Regions from separate parts of the Homo sapiens genome. Here all the other regions are linked to region 1. A link is a loop called in an ENCODE intact Hi-C map of the cell type or tissue named here. Cell type or tissue: heart left ventricle. All regions are shown on one strand. Each heading gives the region's core, and the rest is flanking DNA. Links, peaks and the distances in the headings are about the cores only.

Evidence for each region. A loop is a pair of places that touch in the nucleus more often than their neighbours do. Peaks named below come from ENCODE experiments on the same cell type or tissue, not always from the same donor. Only the 100,000 strongest peaks of a DNase experiment are listed, where the experiment ranks them.
Region 2: a loop joins it to region 1, with 2.0 times the contacts of the local background. A loop is called at or near these places in 10 of 110 quality-filtered maps.
Region 3: it touches region 1 in a loop (2.3-fold over the local background); 33 of 110 quality-filtered maps call a loop at or near these places.
Region 4: a loop joins it to region 1, with 4 times the contacts of the local background. A loop is called at or near these places in 13 of 110 quality-filtered maps.

The regions. Positions count from the first base shown.
Region 1 is chr5:54,831,984-54,837,302 of GRCh38, forward strand. It overlaps the pseudogene CSPG4BP. Among named protein-coding and RNA genes, the nearest start is that of LINC02998, 90 kb to the left of the region's middle. In heart left ventricle, for the core only: no CTCF peak of the experiment used is centred there; a DNase peak (open chromatin) is centred at 2,598; H3K27ac peaks cover 308 bases.
Region 2 is chr5:54,783,161-54,788,479 of GRCh38, forward strand. No RefSeq gene overlaps it. Among named protein-coding and RNA genes, the nearest start is that of LINC02998, 42 kb to the left of the region's middle. In heart left ventricle, for the core only: no CTCF peak of the experiment used is centred there; DNase peaks (open chromatin) are centred at 2,851 and 3,241; H3K27ac peaks cover 1,327 bases.
Region 3 is chr5:54,649,515-54,654,833 of GRCh38, forward strand. No RefSeq gene overlaps it. Among named protein-coding and RNA genes, the nearest start is that of LINC02998, 92 kb to the right of the region's middle. In heart left ventricle, for the core only: no CTCF peak of the experiment used is centred there; a DNase peak (open chromatin) is centred at 2,347; H3K27ac peaks cover 1,194 bases.
Region 4 is chr5:54,716,266-54,721,584 of GRCh38, forward strand. All of the region lies in intron 1 of LINC02998 (long intergenic non-protein coding RNA 2998), which reads right to left. All of the region lies in intron 2 of LOC105378969 (a long non-coding RNA gene), which reads left to right. Among named protein-coding and RNA genes, the nearest start is that of LINC02998, 25 kb to the right of the region's middle. In heart left ventricle, for the core only: no CTCF peak of the experiment used is centred there; DNase peaks (open chromatin) are centred at 2,506 and 3,276; H3K27ac peaks cover 2,375 bases.

The DNA of each region.
Region 1 (5,319 bases), core at 185-5,184:
AAATCTTTATATGACTGTATATAGAAATTTTGTCAGTATTCTAAATGCAAACTGACCCTGGACATGTTTTGATGTCCTTGGGAACATTTCAGCTCCCCCGAACAATGGAGTTTTAATTCTAATCCTTTTTTTCCTCTTCTGGGTGCATCTGTGAGCTAGAGAATTCATACCTCCCTTTTCGGCATCACATTCAGAGCTTTAACTAGTCATGACCAGTTCTCTTAAATGCATCCCAGACAAAGGCAATTGCAAAGCAAAAGCCACATTCAACTTTGCCACATCATACTGGAGAGAAATGGCTCAAAGGTTAATGGCAGACATATGGTTTACACTTGCTATTTCCTCTAAGCTTAACTTTGGATTTTTTTATTCCTTAGTTGTGTAAAGCTATAGCCAAATCAGCTCTCAGATGCATGTATATACTGTTTCAGAATGGAAAAAGAAAGTTGAATGGCAAACAAGTGAAAGAGTTGTATTCAAGAAGACTATTTGGAAACATAGATTTTTAGAAAATAAAATCACATGTAAGTAAACATGTCTGGTCAGTCAGATTCCTGGCTAGAATGCAAAAAAAAAAAAAGTTTGAAGGCTTAGCCAGTTAAATAAGAAAGTATGTGGTGGTAGTAGTGGTAAGCACCAGTGAAGTTTAAAACAAATGGCTTCAAGTACAGATTATACACACACATATTTATAAAGACACACTTATAATATATTAAATAATGTATATGATATTACATATTAAATATAAACGCAAACACTTATATCCTGCAGGACTTATTCCTGCAACTATGCTTTGGATTTTAAGTCACTCTTCAGTGATAAAGGGATCCCTTTTTATTTATTAAATACACAGTTTAAATTTTCTCGGTGTTTTCTAACCATTATGTCTTGTATGCTCCCTACAGATTGTCCAGTTTTAAAACCTGCACAGCTGAAATGAGTAATTGCCTGGGCAAAGGGTCACACCTGCTTGGTTTAACAGGATGCAGACAAATGAGAGGCCCGCCTCGCAGAGATGCTCAGCCCGGCTCAGCAGCACAGACGTCAGGACTCACCAGATATTGGGTAAAAACAGAAACTTCCTCTGTGCTGCTGTCAGAGTTCAGTCTCACCAACCTCCTGAGTCTAGGGGAACTTACCACTGGAAAAGTTATAGTTCTGTTTCCCGCACTGTCCACATCATTGGTCACAGCTTTCAGGTCATGAGATGAAAGGGGCTTCACAGAACCTAAGTGAAGATTAAAACATGTATATGAGTATAAAGCACAGAAAAGCTGCCAGTTAACAAAATAATCTGTATAGATCCCTGAAAACTCTCTGGAAAACACTTGGTTATAACTTGGTTGTAATAGGGGGCACTGGCTAGCTCTAACTTGAAACTGGGCTATAAGATTCTAGTGATCCCTGAGGCATCTATCTGTGGACATAATTTGCTACTAGGGCCCCAGATGAAACAGGCTTATTACCCCCAGCCCAGGCCTAGGTGTCTGATCCCTAGAGAAAGAAGGCAATGCCTGGCTATGTGGCCCCAGGCTCAGCTCCCAGTACATGAAAGGGAAAGCAAACTGTGTAGTGCCGAGAACACAGGAGATAGCACTCTCCCCTTGGAGGATGGGTAGAGGGGTCCTGGCCTGATGGCAGCTGTAGGTGCTCAATGGAGTGCCCATCTGCTGATATCTAGGGGCAGACGGTGGCTCTTGAACAAACGTGAGACATCTCCTGGGGACCCTGACAAATGCATGGACATTGTGGGGAGGGAAGGGCACATGTGAATGCCATGGGGGGAAGAACCAGTGACACATGGCTTTGTGTGCTGTGACCTCATTAGTAACCAAAGGCCAGAGAGACTTGGGGACACTCAAGTTAGAGCCAGAGAGGCTTGGGAACGTTCAAATGCTCTGTGGTAAAGGATCAGTGTTACCTAATTCACCATGGACAAATAATTTTATAAAATACAATAAAAATGTTACAGCAACATCAACTTGCTATACAAATTTCTAAACACTTCCTGTTGCTTTCGGTTCTTATTGGTTCACAGACTGGAAGGCCCGTGGACCACATTTAGAGGAGCACAGAGTTGGAGTACATATCCCTTTACTTTGCAATGATTTGGGGAACATCTCTAACCTTACAGGATGGCAGGTCTGAAATTGACTCACGTGGTTCTTCCAGCCCAGAATCTTCTCTCATCTCGTTTGTTTGAGCCTTTGCTAAAGGTTTTAGCATTAGGCCTTCGCAGGATAGCCCTCTGAAAAGGCACTTTATAAATTGTTTATGAAGTTGAGTTAACTATCTAACAATAACTAAGCTTCCTGAATGACATCCTGTTTTGCTTTCCTTGCTCAGCCATTGTAGTCTTAGAGAGCAAGGGCCATCAACCATAGTACTCAAACTACACTAGGCACTGGCTAAGTCCAAGGAGACACCAGCATTGTATCTGCAAGATTTCCAAACTTGCAAGGATTGTCCTAAGCCTTCAATTTGGAGGCTCCATTTATAGTGTCTGAGAACTTTGGGATGGACACTCGGTCCTGGGTCTCCTTGGGGGTGAAGGTAAGAGTGCCTGGGCAAGTCAGCCCAGGAACACAGCTCCGCGCCAAGTTCAGGACTGTCTTGGCACACGTTTGTTTATTACACAACATGCTCATATGATGCTGGTAACTGCCACCCGCATTCCTTTCACTTCTTGCTGCTGACATTTTTTGCAGTCATTGCCAACCTCTGGCTTCTGGAGCTGGGAGGCTAGAATCAGAGGTCACTCCAGCGAGACTAAGAGCAGTGTTTCTGTGCCCTCAGTCTATGCTAATAAAGCCATACTGGGGACCTTCCTTTGTCACCTGTCAAAGTAGAATGCCCCTTCCTATCAGATGGATTATGTCTCTAATGTGTGTGGTCTCTGGCCACCCCAACATCCAACTTGTCCATCTTCAGTTTTTCTTAGAAACCTTTCCCCACTGTGCCTTTTTTCTTATAAAGGGCACTGATTTATAATTCACTTGTTCCATCATGTCCAGAGTTGCCTTTGGCAGGTAGGACTCTTTTTAAAATACATATTATTTCATTTATCTCAGCCTTTTGGAGTAGAGGAGCCACCAGAGTTGTCCCAGGCCAAGAGTGCTTTTTTCTCAGCCATAATACCTCAATCTTCAACCTCTTCTCCAGCTACCTAAGCCAGAAGGGTATCTAGGTTTAATTCCTACTCAGCAGTCACTCTGAACATGTTCAGTAAGCTAGTGCTCACCCCTGGTTGCAATTGCCTGACAAGCCTCTCTTATGACCCAGCCCAACTCTCTGAAAGACAAGCATCATTTCCCTCCTGCCCACTGCATTTCATCCAAGCAGTTCATATTTTCATCAGTGAGCTCCAGGCATTTAATTTGGAAATAATTTCTCTAAGGTCCTACCTAAATCTATATCCATAGAATAACTGCCTAATAAAGGGTATGGTCATAAGAGGCTCTGAAACCACATCTGTTTGGCAAGACTTCACTCTGTATGCCCTTTATGGAGATTTGAAAAAGCAAATCTATATTCTGAAGTCTCTGAGAAGTCATGGAGTAAAGAAATCTGTTTTATTCTCCTTATAAACACAGGATTTCTCAAAATCCTTGTATCCCAGCATGTTTGTTTCAAGAAAAACCATAGCCAGGTTTTCATGGGCACTAGGCTTGGAAGCCTTAGATATTTCTTCAGTAAACACTATCAGGTACCTAATATGTGAAAGGCCCTACAATGAGAAGCAGAGATCTAACAAGACACAGCCCTACCCTCTCTTTTAGATATCATAACCCTAAGAAGTATGCATTTGTTTCCTCATCACTAAGAAGGGATGATAAGGCTTAGCACAGTTAAGCAAATTCCTTGAGGGTCAAGTGTAAGTCTCGCTGACTCAGAAGTGAGTATTTATTTTTAAGTTGACGCTATCTCATCTATACTCTTCTACTTAGAACTCAATGGGGGAAATGATATCTGAGTCAGGAAACAATGTGATTAACCATTCAAGAAATCTGACTTATTCTCCTCCCCACCTTCCAAACCTATCCTTCCTTCCCTGGGTCTTCACTTCATAGTCTTGCTGTCGTCCCTGGAGTGCCCTCCCCTCCTCGACACCACCCACCAAAATGCTGTTCATTCTGAAGGGGCAGCTCGAGGCTTGTCTTGGCCAACAAGCTCCCTTTGACCCTTGCAGTCTAGGGGAAATTTCCCTCCTCCGAATTCCTGCAGCTTACCCATTCTGTACCACTCACTGGACACTTACTATATGTTTTACATGGTTAGTGTACTCCTGAGTGTAGAGCTCTCATTTCACCAATTAATAGGCCTTTAATTACTTCCTTGAGGATTGACAATCTTTTCTCATAGTTCTTGGTTACCTCCCACTAAATCTTACAATATACAATTCAGTGTTTCAAGAGCCACTGACTAAAAGGTTTACAAATCCCTGCTCTAAACCCTTTAGTAACACACTGTGAGTCCCTCTCCTTTCTTTTCTCCTTCAGTTCTTGCCATGGACGACAGACAGCTGGTGGTGAGATGTAGCTCCTTCTATCTCATGACCAGAGATTGAAGTCACAGACTTTTCCAGGAAGACCCTTGCCTGAAGGGCTGCTTAACTCTGGGTCTATGTAAGCCTGTATTCTAGACCATTCTAAACAAAACTCTCAAGGTCAATCCCTCCCCAGTACTTTTTTTTAAAAAAGCCAAGTACAATTTGGATAAGTAGAAAAACTAGGTCCTAAAGCCACAGTATATTCCAACACACCACCACCAAAGATAAACAAACAAAATCAATGGCAGCATTCAAGGTGAAAAACTGGTTATAAAACTCCTTTCTGGGGAGTAAAGTTTACAGGAAGAAATAGAATGTGTTTCAATTTATATACGTATAAAATATAACAAAACGAAAATACACTTCGGGTAAATTTTTTTCTTAGTTCATAAAAAAATGTTCATTTAGAACTATAATCCTTCTACTTTAAAATAAGCAACTTGACAGATAATTTTCAAATTTGTCAGGGCATAGAAGTCACGGTTAACCTCAAAACATTCACCATACTAAGTATTATAGTAATTATTTTGGCTTACCATGCAAATTCTGTGAGTCTCAAGCTAGGGCCACTTTTTAAGGCTGGGTGCAAGAAGGAAGCAAAAGAGAAATAGCCAAAGTTGGACAAGCTGGTAGAGGAAGTCTGACTAGTAGGGGATAAATGTGAGTCAAAAAAAATTTGTTGACTAATGCCAGGTTGCAATATTTCCCTAACGAAGGAGAGTAAAACACAGAATTTCTACATAATCGCTGCTTATTAAATTGCTATACAT
Region 2 (5,319 bases), core at 265-5,264, 49 kb before region 1:
GCATGAACAGACACTTTTCAAAAGAAGACACTTTCGAAAGAAGACATACATGTGGCCAAAAAACATATAAAAAAAAGCTCAATATCACTGATTATTAAAGAAATGCAAATCAAAACCATGATGAGGTACCATCATGACTATGGGGCACCAAACAGAATGACTATTACTAAAAAGTAAAAAAATAACAGATGCTGGCAAGGTTGTGGAGAAAAGAGAATACTTTTACACTATTGGTGGGAATGTAAATTAGTTCAACCATTGTGGAAAGCAGTATGGCATTTCCTCAAAGAGCTAAAAGCAGAACTACCATTCAACCCAGCAATCCCATTACTGGGTATATACCCACAGGAATATAAAGCATTCTACCATAAAGACACATGCACAAAAATGCTCACTGCAGCACTGTTCACACTAGTAAAGACATGGAATCAATCTAAATGCCCATCAATGACAGACTGGATAAAGGAAATGTGGTGCATATACACTATGAAATATTATGTAGCCATAAAAAAGAATGAAGTCATGTCTTTTGCAGGGACATGGATGTAGCTGGAGGCTATCAATGCAGCAAACTAATGCAGGAACAGAAAACCAAATACCACATGTATTCACTTACAAGTGGGAACTAAATGATAAGAACTTGTGAATGCAAAGAGGGAAAAAACAAACACTGGGTTCTACTTGAGGGGGGAGAGTGGGAGGAGGGAAAGGAGCAGAAAAGGTAACTATTGGGTACCGAGCTTATATGTGGGTGACGTAACAATATGTACAACAAACTCCCATGACATGTGTTTGTAACAAACCTTCACATATACCCCTAAACCTAAATAAAAATTTTTTAAATAATAATAATTAAGTTTAAAAAAGTCAAAAACTAACAGATGCTGATGAGGTTGTGGAGAAAAAGGAATGCTTATACACTGCTGGTGGAAGTGTAAATTAGTTCAATGACTGTGGAAGACAGTATGGCGATTCCTCCAAAGACCTATAAACAGAAATACCATTTGACCCAGCAATCCCATTACTGGGTTTTTACCCCCAAAAATATAAATCATTCTGTTATAAAGTCACATGCATGCATATGTTCATTGCAGCACTATTCACAATAGCAACGACATGGAATCAACCTAAATGCCCATTAACGATAGACTGGATAAAGAAAATGTCATACATATATACCATGGAATACTATGCAGCCATAAAAAATAATGAGATCATGTCCTTTGCAGGAACATGGATGGAGCTGGAGGCTATTATCCTTAGCAAACTAATGCAGGAATTGAAAACCAAATACTGCATGTTCTCACTTATAAGTGGAAGCTAAATGATGAGAACTCATGGACACATAGAGGGGAACAACACACACTGGGGCCTATCAGAAGGTGGAGGCGTGGAAGGAGGAAGAGAATCAATAAAAATATTATAACTATTGGGTACTAGGCTTAACACCTGGGTGACAAATTATTCTGTACAACAAACCTCTATGACACAAATTGACCTATATAACAAACATGCACATATACCCCTGAGTTTTTTTTAAAAAAAAGCTAAATTTTAAAAAAATACAAATTTTGAAGAGCAAAATTTATTTTAACCTACGAAAGTAATAGGAATGGTATTACTCAGTAATAAGGGTGTGGCAAAACAAACACTCTCCTACTAGTTGGTAGGAATATAAATTCTTACAACATTTCTGGAAGGTAATCTGCTCACAAGTTGAAAATGTAACTTTACATATGCTTCAAGCTAATATTTCTAATTCTAGTTATTAAGCCTAAAGAAATTATAAGACAGATATACAAAGATATACTGGAAGGCAGCTATGCTTACCACTATACCACCAACACACCTAGCAAAAAATATACTGTATAATGATGCTTATTGTAGCATTTATCATAATAAAAAATGAACAAAATACACTATCAATGAAGAACTAAGAAATAAGTCATGGGCCATCGTCAGAGTTAAACCTTGTGTAGGTTTTTTTAAAGATAAAGCAGATCCTATTGACATGGAAAATGTCCAAATACATTAAAATACAATAAAAATGGAAGTTACAGACCAATATATACATATATACACTATATATACACATACATATATATACCTATATATACACATACATATATACCATATATACATACATATATATATACCATATATACATATATATACCATATATATACATACATATATACACCATATATATACACATATACACATATATATAGTATGATCCCACTCACATTTTAAAAAATATATGGATATAGGTAAGCATTAAGATATAGAAAAACATATGTCAAACTGTTAATTCATCTGTTAGAGAGACTTAGGATTAGAAAATACCTTATTCTTTCTATGCTTTAATTTTGTAACTAAGATACATTAGATTTTTTAAAAAGAGAAATGTCAAGAAAACCAAGTATTTGTCACAATATTGCCTTGGTTTTACACATAAATCGCTGGGCTTTACTGTATTTGCTAATCTCATCCTGCATTTTGATACTTGCAGAACGCAGCAAAGACTGTCATTACTAGTGAAAATGGAAAAGGTCAGCCCCTTTATCAGAATTTCTCCCATTATCTACATCATCAGCTACCACCGACTGCCCCCTCCAGCTGTATCACAGCCTGTCTTCTGCCACGTCTGCATGAAATGAAACCACTAAGCACAACCGTAAACAGCCAGCCTTATCTCAAGCCATGTTAAGTGTGGCTGTGAGAGTTGGGCCTTGAACCTGCTGACACCGGGATGTGTGTCACTGAATGTCCACCAGGGAGTCTCTCTGAAACAGGACATCAGCAGCGGAAGAGGCAAGGCACAGACAACCCAGCCCTCCATCAGTGGGCCATGCTGCTGTAGGCATGCCAGGCTCAGTGCCAGGAAATGCAAGGACAAAGCCAGCTGGCTAGAATTCAGCACTGGGGAGAGCAATCCACATATTAATTTGAGGTCCCAGAGCCAAAAGTCACCCAGTGACAGCCACAAAATCAACAGCCCAGTAGAGAGGATGCCCTGCCTTTCCTCTGTCTTTTTTCAGGCTTCTGTCTAGAGCCACAGCTGTACCCATCAGGGGAAAGTGGTATAAGTTCTCAGTTCAGAACCAGGCCCATGGTCCTCCAGGCCTATGGCAGGTGGGAACATGAAGTGGGGCCTGGAGCAGAGGTTTCATAGAGAAGTGGCATTGGGTCAGTTCCTCTTATCAGTTCCTAGCACTCTTGCAAGGAGGGGTCATGCAGCTGGGCTCAGGCTGAAAAGGCATGTGGCCACAACCCATCCCTGGAAGTCGAGAGAGAACTGAGATAGAACACGTGAGTGCTGCCTGACCCAGCCTTCTCTGTGTCCGTGGGAACGTGACTTCCTGAAGAAGAGTAGGGAGGTACACTTAACCAGCAACTACCATTCTCATCTCAACCTTGAAACTCTTGTCTTCTCTCAGCCCTTCTGCTTTTTAGTTGAGAAAGGAGTGTCCAAGAACTGAGTGTCACATTTCTGTTGTTTTTTTCCAGATGCCAAGCTGCCATTGCCAAACTTTGTTCGTTATGTCCTGTTCAGGCATGTTGGCCCAGAAGTAGATGCCCATTGGCCTGGGGTAGCGAATCCTAGTTGCTATAAAGGTCAAACCCCTGAAGTCCCAATGGTTTAAAACAGCAATGGTTTATTTTTTGTTCACCTAAAGTCTCATATGAGTTGGGATGCCTTTCTCTGTCTTGTAGCTCTACCATAAGTTCCACCTGGTCCCTAAGGTCTCTGTTTCAGGGCACATAAAGAGTACAGAAGGAACACCAATCTGAACTCACTGGCCTGAAGAACACATGCACTCCACTCCTGCTCATAGTGCAAAGGCAGGATACTCACATGATTCCAACTTAAATGCAAAGGAAGCCAGGAAGTGTTAGAGGAGCACATGGAATAATCACTGTGATACACTCATAATATTGCAACTGTTTCAAGAAATTTTTCAAATAGAAGAGCAGAGTAATACAAAGAGCCCTTGAGTGATAGTCCAGGCTCAGGGGTCCAGAGCCACTTCTGTCACTGACTAGCTGGGGAAACTCTCTGCTCCTTCATACTTCCATGTCCTCATCTGTAGAAGACAAGGGGTTGCATGACCCACAATGTTATTTCTGGGCCCAAAAGACACAATTCTATGAGCTTGTGGCTTGTGAAGGCAGAATACAGATGATATCTCACTATTAACCAAGGACTCCACAACCTATTGGAGAAAGCAGTGGTGGCTTCTGCCCTTCTTCTGGTGCCCACCCCTTGCAGTATCACTAAGGGGCTATCAATTCTCAGGAGTCCAAGCTTCACTGAGCTTGCACTCTTAGAAGATAATCAGAAAACCATAGGGAACCTCAATTCTGCTAAGTAACAGCAGCAACAAATCACTCCTCGTATGGAAACAAATGTGGGTGCAGAGGGAACCTCCTAATATTTCACCATTACACACATGCATACATCCCTTCTCAATGAAGAAACACAGAGCATCTGATATTGGCAAGACATTCTCTCTTCAAAGAGAATTTTGATTTTAGGCACTAACATGGGGTCGTACTACCAGACTTTTTTTTTCTTTTATTATTGTTATACTTTAAGTTTTAGGGTACATGTGCACAACGTGCAGGTTTGTTACATATGTATACATGTGCCATGTTGGTGTGCTGCACCCATTAACTCGTCATTTAGCATTAGGTATATCTCCTACTGCTATCCCTCCCCCCTCCCCCCACCCCACAACAGTCCCCGGTGTGTGATGTTCCCCTTCCTGTGTTCATGTGTTCTCATTGTTCAATTCCCACCTATGAGTGAGAACATGTGGTGTTTGGTTCTTTGTCCTTGCAATAATTTGCTGAGAATGATGGTTTCCAGTTTCATCCATGTCCCTACAAAGGACATGAACTCATCATTTTTTATGGCTGCATAGTATTCCATGGTGTATATGTGCCACATTTTCTTCATCCAGTTTATCATTGTTGGACATTTGGCTTGGTTCCAAGTCTTTTCTATTGTGAATAGTGCCGCAATATACATACGTGTGCATGTGTCTTTATAGCAGCATGATTTATAATCCTTTGGGTATATGCCCAGTAATGGCATGCCTGGGTCAAATGGTATTTCTAGTTCTAGATCCCTGAGGAATCGCCACACTGACTTCCACAATGGTTGAACTAGTTTACAGTCCCACCAACAGTGTGAAAATGTTCCTATTTCTCCACATCCTCTCCAGCACCTGTTGTTTCCCGACTTTTCAATGATCGCCATTCTAACTGGTGTGAGATGGTATCTCATTGTGGTTTTGATTTGCATTTCTCTGA
Region 3 (5,319 bases), core at 278-5,277, 180 kb before region 1:
CCAGGCCGAGGAGGCATCGAGAGCAAGCGAGGGCTGCCAGCACGCTGTCACCTCTCACTGGTGCCTCTCATTTGAAAGGGATGTAGGAAGAAGAGCTTAATGGGGTACTCTCAGAAAAAGAATGCCGGGTTCTCTCTTATTAATGGCTTCCATCTGTTGATGGCACTGCTCTATCAGCTGTGAGGAGTGTGGCAGGCAAAGTGCAGGGGAGCTTATCAGTCCCAGCTTCACATCGTAGGTGGCTAAAGAGTTTTCACTCAGATCAAACCCAGAACTGGAGCAGCCTGCTTTAACACCACAGAGAAAAATGTCCTTCCAAAGCTATGGCTCCACTGGCTCTGACCCCATCGGGGTCACACTTCATCACACTGAAGAACCCAGTGTGTGCCATTGATTCTAGGGGGAAGATGGTGCTGGGACTTGGCCTAACATCCCAATCAAAAGAAAGCCACTGAAGCATATTCTTTGACACAGGCTAATACGATTGGTGTGTCATGCAAAACGAAAAGTCCACAGTCTGTAGCACCGATAAAGACACTACTCTTTGGCTGCAAAGTATGCATACACTCACATAGCAAAAAAGTAGCCTGGACTAAAGCTCTTCTTACTGTTTGCTATTTTATAGGGGTGTGTGTGTGTGTGTGTGTGTGTGTGTATATATATACACACACACACATATATGTATATATAAATGGTTTATATGATATATAAATTGGTATATACATATATGAATATACAGAATATCATACAGTCATCCCAATATCCTTGGGGGATTGATTTCAGGACTCCTATGGATACCAAAATCTGAGGATGCTCAAGTCTCTCTGGTATAAAATGGTGTAGTATTTGCATATAATTTACACACATTCTCCTATATACTTTTATCGTCTCTAGATTACTTATAATACCTAATAAAATATAAATGATTTGTAGCTAGTTGTTATACTGTATTGTTTTTATTTGCATTATTTGTATTGTATTTTTAATTGTTTTGTATATTTTTCTGAATATTTTTGATCCATAGTTGGTTGAATCCACAGATGTGAAACTTGCAGATATGAAAGAGCTGGCTGTATATGTCTAAGTATATGTATATATCTAAGTGTATGTATACATAAAGTGGTTTTTGTAAGAGATGTGTATATATATATCGTAAATGTATGCTATATACTTATCTTTTCAGTTCACAACTTAATGGGAGCATATATTTTTGAAATTTTTATTATGGAGAATTTCAAATATGTATGAAAGTAGAAGGGATAATGTAATGTATCCGTCACCCAGTTCTAATCATTAGTAAGTCATAGTTAATCTTGTTTCCTCTGACAATGCCCCCACCAATATCTCCTCTTGCCTCCTGGATTATTTTAAAGCAAATATATTGGAAGTGTATGTATGTGTACCTGTATATTAGAAATACTTTTTAATTGGGAACAGTTTTAGATTTAAAGAATTATTTTAAAAATAGTACATAAAATTTCTCTCTACTGCACTCTATTTCCCCTATTAATAACATTTTACAATAGGATGGTACATTTGTAATAATTAGTGAACCAATATTGACACATTATTGTTAACAAAAGTCTATGCTTTCTTCAGATGTCCTCAGTTTTTCCCTAATGTCTTGTTTGCGTTGCATGAGCCTGTTGGAGGGATATTTTATTCTGCCTTTACAAGTCCTTGTGGTCTTGGGTTACATGCTCCACTTCATCTATTTGTGAGTTTTTCAGGTCTAGGAAGCCTGTATGATATTTCAAACCCTTTCCTCCCCTCGCCTTCCTATCTTTATCTCCCATGCTCCAACTTAGTTGGGAAAGGATACCACAGCACACATGTCCCCATTAGGAGCACTGATACCTCTATCACCCTTTGGAGCACTGTGGTCACTTGCTGGATTCCCTTTAAACTGCCATTTTGGAATTCATGCCAAGACACCACTGAATGTAATTTGGGACAGCCTATGAAGCAGAGAATTCAGAAAAAGCCCATGTACCTTTGAAAATACATTTGGGAGGACCACCACATTAACCAAATGAAATAGAACCAACAGTTCCCAGGCTGTTTGGGTTAATTTCTACTTTAGCTGTTCACAGTGTGGGGATTGGGGGGCAGTGATTTAGAGGCTCCACGGAGACCCTAGGAGGTGCTGCTTCTTGGGGTCCAGTCAGTTTGCCCTTCAACACCAAGCAGCCCCCTGGGAGGAAGCCCTGTGCTCTCTGCTGATGGCACAAGAAGTCAGTTCTCTCTGGAGGTGCTTTACTTAAACCAGTGCTGTTTATGGTGCCAGGTTTCTGATGCAATGCCTGCCTCCAGCCAGCCTGTCGAACAAATCGAAGTGTGATGGGTGGCTGGCTTGGGGCCAGAGTGGCGTCACTGCCCATTAATAGAAGTTGATGGAGCTCAGAAAAATGCTTTCAGTCTGGCAACGATCCGACTCCTTCTACACTTTGTCTACCTTGAGGAAAATATATGGAAAAATCAATTTAGGGATGCTTATTTTTACCAGTTTGTGTTAATTTAAGCACCAATTTGCCTAGTTACTGTTAGATTTTTAAAAAATGTTTTGTGACACATCTTGTTTTTTCCTGATTTATATAGTCTTTTATAGGTTCTGTTTCCTTCCAAAAAAAGATCTGAGGTGACTTATTACAAAGGACATTTATTATTAGCATGGAAGTTTTCTCTGCTTTTTCTTGATAATGTTCTGCTTATGTAACTACAGTTGATGAATTAGAGCTTATTTATCTAGGTATTAATATTTCACTTTATTCCATAAAGGAGGGGTCCCCAACCCCCAGGCCATGGACCATTGAGGATCCATGGCCTGCTAGGAACCCGGCTGCACAGCAGGAGGTGAGTGGTGGGTGAGTGAGCATTACTGGCTGAGCTCTGCCTCCTGTCTGGTCAGTGGCATTAGATTCTCATGGGACCGTGAACCCTATTGTGAACTGCACATGTGAGGGATCCGGGTTGCATGCTCCTTATAAGAATCTAATGCCTGATGATCTGTTACTATCTCTTATCACCCCCAGATGGGACCATCTAGTTATAGGAAAATAAGCTCAGGGCTCCCACTGATTCTACATTATGGTGAATAAGTAATAATGATAGAAATAAAGTGTACAGTAAGTGTAACATGCTTGAATCATCCAAAACCTCCCCCCACATTTGTAGCAAAATTGTCTTCCACAAAACCAGTCCCTGGTGCCAAAAAGGTTGCGGACTGCTGCCATAAATGGTATGCACAAAATATACAGATACTTATGCCATACAACAAGGTAAGACAAATTACAAATGTGTGAGAAAGGAAAAAGGAAACCCAAGTTAGTAACATAAAATATAGCTGTAAAATAGGACTTCACAGAAATTCATACCATGAAGTCCTATATACTTGCTCCAAATGGGTTGCACATCAGCAAATGGGGCTCAGAAAAGCCAGTAATAAAGGAAAAACACGATCATTTGGGCAAACTATAGTTCCAATCATCTAAAAAGAAGCCACACAACTCTTTCTGATACTCACATCAAGAAGAACTTAAAGAAGACACTATGTAATAAACATCTTTAACAATATTCTTATTGGAGACTGTTATGGGCTAACTTGTGTTCCCCCCATCCCACCCCTTGTCCTAAATTTATATGTTAAAGTCTCAACCCCCAGTGTCTCAAAATGTAATTATATTTAAAGATAAGGTCTTTAAAGAGGCAACTAAGTTAAGGTGAGATCATTAGGGTAGAACCTAATTCAACATGACTGGTGTCCGTAGGATATAGACAGGCACAGAGACAAAACCATGTGAAGACAAGAAGACACCAAGGAGAGAAGACTCAGAAGAAATCACCTCTGCTGATACCTTCTTTTTGGACTTCTCACCTCCAGAACTGTGAGGAAATAAATTCTGTTGTGTAAGCCACCTACTTTGTGGTACTTTGTGATGGTAGCCCTAGCAAACTAATACAGAGATACAGTAATATGTTTCCTAAGGGCTATCTCTAGTACCATCCCTCTTTTCAGGCTGAAGACAGCACCCTAATTTACCCAGATTCCTCCTTCCCTACTTCCCAAGCCTGCCCCCACATCCCACTGAAATTCACATGACCATTGTAGGAACTATGTGACCTTGCCATGCTGGCCACAGCTAATTGGCCTGGAGGCAAAGAACCTGACCCCAGCTGGCCCAATCAGTCTTTTCCTGGGATTTTTCCACCTGGAACCGAGAGTGCTTGACATTAGTCCTCTCTGGCAGCAGAAGTCATAGGATGTAAGCCTCATAAGCAGTCAGTGGCCATATATTATCCCAAGCAGGGAAGATGAATCTGTGAGAAGGATGAAGCCAGACAAAGACAGTCTTAGCTTCATTCCAATCTCTAGTTCATTCTTTAATTTAACATTATTTATTGAAGGCTTAGTATGTTCCAGGTACTGGTTCAGTCACTCCTGAAGTCCGTTGCATCCCTGCTTTCCTTGCAACATAGTTGTTCCTACCCTTTCATTGATTCCACCACCAATAAAGCCCGCTTTTTGCCTAAGTCAAATGGGGTTGGATTTCTGTTGCTTATAACCAAAGTATACACCACAATCCCCTACATCCTCCTTTCCCCTCTAGTTACTCTGGATTGCTGGCAGCTTCTTGAACAATTTCTGTTGTCACAGGGTAACAAGAGTCAGGTCAAGGGGTAACTATGCTTCCTTTTTTCAGTCTTCTCCATATAAAAATAAACAATGTTCAAATATTAATTATGCTGGTTTCTTTGTTCTGCTTGTAAAAGCTCATCTTTTACCCCCAGATACCTGAGCTGATCCAGACACTCCTCACTCTCCTACACTTGAGGGGATGGTCACAGAGGCTTTTTCTTACAACTATGTGATTATTTCAAAATGTAGGAAGTAGCTAACCACTTTTATAACCTCTCCTAGTGCAGAAATGACTGGTGGTGATGAAATTCAATCATGAACTCACATTGTATGTATTAATGACATTTCTTCCATGTAGTAAACTCCTCTCATTTCTTTAATTTTACTGTTAAGTATCAAGCTGGTACATTATTTGTCCACTTCATATGAAATTTATCTTTTAAGAAAGAGGCACAGAGATTTTTGTGTAGCTTACTTGTATTCTCATTTTGTGGATTTTATATTTTTCCCAGAACAGAGATCAAAAAACTATTAACTGACTTTCAGCCTTAACTAGGAAATGGGCACCCAATCAAAGATTTTTTTTTGAAACATTTCTTCATAGTAGGTACCCATTACATATTGTTGAATAGATGTGTTCTTATTCTGATAAATAACACTGAGTGGAAGACCTAGTACTGTTT
Region 4 (5,319 bases), core at 199-5,198, 120 kb before region 1:
ACAGAAATTGTCTAAGGAGTGACATCAGCAAGATGGTGGACTAGGAGGCTCTGACCCTCCTCCCCCACCAAATAAACAACAATTTGGCAATTATCCAGGGACTGAAAGAGCACTGGGAGAGCTCCGGAGTGAGGTTAAGAAGCTACAGCCACCCAGTGGAGCACAAAAACTGAGGACAGCCATATAGAAAAGTATAGAAAGCATTTTACCTGAGTAACTCCGCTCCCCTAGGGCCAGCTTATACACTGAAAATTATAATACATTGATGAAGAAATTAAAGAAGACACAGATAAATAGAAAGAAATCTTGTTTTCATGGATCAAAAGAATATTGTTAAAATATCCATACTACCCAAAGTGATCTACAGATTCAATGACATTTCTATTAAAATTCCAAAGGCATTCTTTATAGAAATAGAAAAAATATTCTAAAATTTATATGAAATCACAAAAACCTCTGAATAGTCCAAGCAATGTTGAGTAAGAAGAGCCAAGTTGGAAGCAACAGCTGTCTAGATTTCAAAATATATTACAAAGCTATAACAATCAAAACAGCATGACACTGGCATAAAACAGACATATAAGCCAATAGAACAGAATAGAGAGCCCAGAAATAAATACACTCATTAACTGATCTTTCACAAAGGTGCCAAGAAAACACAACGGGGAAAAGATTGTCTCTTCAACAAATGGTATTGGGAAAACTGGATATCCACATGCAGAAGAATGAAATTGGACCCTTATCTCACACTATATACAAAAATCAACTCAAAATAAAGACTTAAAAGTAAGATCTAAAATCAGAAAGACTACTAGAATAAAACATAGGGAAAAAGCTTTTTGATCTTTGTTTGGGCAATGATTTTTCTTGGATATAACCCCAAAAAGCACAGGCAACAAAAGCAAAAATAGAAAAATGGGATTCTATCAAACTAAAAAGCCTCTGTACAGCAAAGGAAACAATCAACAAAGTGAAAGGTAACCTACGAAGTGGGAGAAAATATTTGCAAACCACGTATCAGATGAGGGTTTAACATCCAAAATATATAAGGAATTCATAACAACTTAATGGCAAAATCAAACAACCCAATAAAAAATGGGCAAAGGACATAGACATTTATCAGAGAAGATATACAAACGGCTGATAGGTGTATAAAAAGGTGCTCAACATCACTAATAATCAGGAAAATGCAAATTAAAATCACAATATAATATTACCTCTCACCTGTTAGAACGGCTATTATCAAAAAGACAAAAGATAGCATGTGTTGGTGAGGATGTGGTGAAAAGGAAACCCTTGTACACTCTTGGTGGAAATGTAAATTGGTATAGCTATTACGGAAAACAGTATGGAGGTTCCCCAAAAAGTTAAAAATAAAACTACCATATGACTTAGCAGTCTCATTTCTGGGTATATATGCAAAGGAAATGAAATCAGTACCCTGAAGAGATATGAATACTCCAATGTGCAATGAAGCATTATTCACAATACCCAAGATATAGAAACAACCTAAATGTCTACAATAGATAAGTGATTTTTAAAAATGTGGTATATATGTATACATATACAAAACAGAATATCATTCAGCCTAAAAAAAGAAGGAGATCCTGCCGTTTGCAACAACATGGATGAATCTGAAGGATATGATACTAAGTAAAATAAGCCAAACACAGAAGGACAAATATTTCAGGATCTCACTTATATGTAGAATCTAAAATAGTCAAACTCATAGAAGTGGAGAGTAGAATGACGGTTACCAGGGGCTGGCGGGGAGGAAGAAATGTGGAGACATTGATCAAAGGGTATAAAGTTTCAGTTTTGCAAGATGAGTAAGTTCTGGACATCTAACATACGTCAATGTGACTATGGGTAAATTGTGTGAGGTGAAGATACGTTAGTTAGCTTGACTGTGGCTGTCATTTTACAATACATGTGTAAATCAAAACACCAAGTTGTATACCTTAAATGTGTACAAGTTTTAATTATACCTCAATAAATTCTGGCTATCATTCCACAATACATACATATATCAAAACACCAAATTGTACACCTTAAATGTGTTCAATTTTTTTATTGTACCTCAAAAAAGCTAAAAAAAGTCATGAATAAAAAGACTAGAAATTGCCTGGAAACAAAAATGCTTTCAATCTATCAGGGATTCTTAACTTGGGGTCTGTGGCTAGATCTCAGGTTCCAGGAAACTGGATGAGAAAAAAATTTATGTCTCTATTTTTACTAAGCTATAATGAAAATTTAGCCTGTCCCTCTGTCATGAATGTAGGTGTGATAGTTGGCTTCCCATGTGGCTCCAGGGACCCCCCTCCTGATGTTCACACACCCGTGCAGTCCCTCCCTTGGAGCCCCACATTGGTCCTGTGACATACGGCACAGGAGGAGTGATGGCTGTTACTTCCGAGATTAGGTTATGAAAGGGTGCAGCTTCTGACTGGGACTCTTGTTCTTTTTCTCCATCACTCACTCTAAGGGAAGCCAGCTGCCATGTCTTGACATGTGACAAGGAACTAAGGCATCCAGCCAAGAGCCAGTGAGAATGTGAGACCAGCCAACAGCCACATGAGTGAGCTTGGAAGTTGGAAGTCAATCTTCCCGCCTTCAGATGGCTGGAGTCCTGGCCAACAACTTGACTTCAACCTCATGGGAGACTCAGAGGAAAAACGCCCAGCTAAGCCCCTCCTAGATTCCCAACCCTTAGAAACTGAGTGTGATATTTGTTATTTTTGAGTTGCTAAGTTGTGTTATGCAGCAATAAATAACACCATAGGCAGCAAACACTGTAGTATTAGCAGTACCTGTGATTCTATCACTTTATCACTAAAATATTTTGTTTATTGATTTTAATATGACTGGTGTCCTTTATGTCCTTTATAATTCTATGTATGTATTTAAATTTTTGCATTTAAAAACATTCTTCTGAGAGGGGATCCATAGGCTTTACCAGACAGCCAAAGGGCACAAAAAAAGGTTAAGAACCCTGAATTTGCAAGTCATAGTTTCTTCCTGGTGATGTGCAGGGGGACAAAAAACACCTCCCAAAGGTGTAATTAAATTCTGCACAGACCACAGCGGCAGGATCTTCCAGGGGTTGGGGCCAGCTGTCCGCTGTGGGGACAGGGATGAGCTTGGTGGGCTGGGCAGGGCTGTCCTCCTCCACAGGAGGGAGGAGCAGCTTCTGCATCCAGCCTGGACTCCTCCAGCACCAGCAGTGCCTCCTGCCCACACTTTGCACCAAACATAGCTCTCCCTTCCCTTTTCATCCAGTGTCAGAATTGCTCTTTTAATTGGCTGACAACCCTGAAGCCGGGAGAATGCAGAGGAATGCAGTCAATGTGCTGACAGCCCGTGTGAGAGTCAGCACAGAGCACCCGCTGGGCTGAGCAGCAGGAGGTGGGCTCCTTCCCAGGGTAGTCCAGAGAAGGAGCTGAATGTGAAACTCCTGTTTGGCATTTCCTGGCCCAGGACAATGGAGATCATCACACCTCCCCTTGATCCTCAGGAATCTGGATGCTCACTGTCTAGAGGGGACTGGACCCCAGAGGCATCTCCCCAGCCCTTCATGGAAAAGTGACCGGCACCAGTACCTCCATTTCCAAGATAAGAGTTTGTGTCCCTGGTCCTAGAGGTTCCAGGCGGAGCTAGGAAAAAGTTAGAGAATGTTGGCCACCTCCAGTGTCAGTCTCAGCTTACAGATGTGGACACTGAGAGCAAGAAAAGTGAAGTGTCTTCTCAGGGTCACAAAATTCATTTGGCAAGAGTCAAATCAAAACCCTGGTGTCCTGACACACTGTGCCTGTCTTATTGACTGTTATATTTCTAAGCCCTGGCAGAGGGCCCAGCACATAGAATGTTGTTGAAGGCATGAGTAAGCACACCCAATCTGAGTGTTCTTTCTGTCCCATCAAACCTTTCTACACTTTCACACAAGGACATGGAAAAAACAGTGGGCCTGGGTGAATCTCTTCATTTTAATTTTCCTCTTTGTCAAAACGAATGGTAAGTTGTCTCCCCATCTCTACTTCCTCCTTTTTCCACTTCAAAATCTAAAAAATCACCCATATTTTGGCAAGCTGTTAGATTACAAGAGTGAATTTTGTTGTAAATTTGGTAATCCTAGGATCATTACTAGTTTAGCTGTAAAATGAAGAGGTACTCTAAGACTATTATAACAAGACAGGAAAGATAGTGCTGGGGACTCTCTGTGACCCATGATGAGACGGGAAGGATGAAGGAGGGACCCCCCACCTCCTCTGAGGCCAGAGCTGAGTCACAGGTATCTGAAGAATTTGTATCTCCCCTGCCTAGAGCAGCGCCATTCATGCATTACATATAGTAGGTGCTCAATAAAGATTAGTTGACTGCTGATTGACTGACAGAGTAGTGAAAGCACCCTGCGAGCTGACCCTAATGGTGGTCACCACAGCCTCCCATGTCTTCTCCCTGCAGATGAGATAGGCCACCAAGACGTGAAGTCCTAAGGGATCCAAGCCAGAGCCAGATCTCCAATGTGCCCTTCCAGGCTCTAGTAATGAGGATATGAGAAGCCCAGGGTGGCAGAATCCAGGTAGACCTCTGTATTGCACATGTGTGCATATACATGCCTTGCCAATGTGTACCTCTGTAATCAGCTAATAGGAACTGGTAGACATCTATAGAGGACAGCCAGCCAGAACAAAGCCGTGGCATCATGATCCCAAAGCTGAAGGAGTTTATCTTCACCATCTCCATTACTGGTCGTAAGTCTTAAGGAGCCACATGGCCACATTGTGGCTTTCAAAAGCAGTCCCTGGCCTTCAGTTTTTCAATGAAGTATACCTCATAACACACAGACACACACACACACACAAAACATATATATATAACACTTATGTATGAAAAGTATACTCTTTTATCTAGAAATATTCCCAGAAAAATCAAGGAAGAAAAACATCAAACATAAAAAAGTATATTCTATTTTAGTGTGTTTCCTTTTTTCCAGTCTCCTGAAAATCCTTGGATGCAGGCTAAGTTGATGAGTTCATGAGTTGGATACAGTATGTGTTTTGAATTTTTATAAAATCCTTGGAAGATTATACCGGATAAGGCAGTTTTTTTCTTCCTGTGACATATTTGAAATAGAAGGAAAAACAGGAGGCATATGCCCCTGAATAGTTTAAGGTAATGTGGTTTTAGCCATTCAGAGCAATAAATATTTATTGACATCCTACTATATATAAGACATTGAGCAAGTGCCTTACAGAGTCAGAAATGAACATGATACATCCCCGTAGATAAGGATTTGTGCCTCTGGGTACCTATAATCTA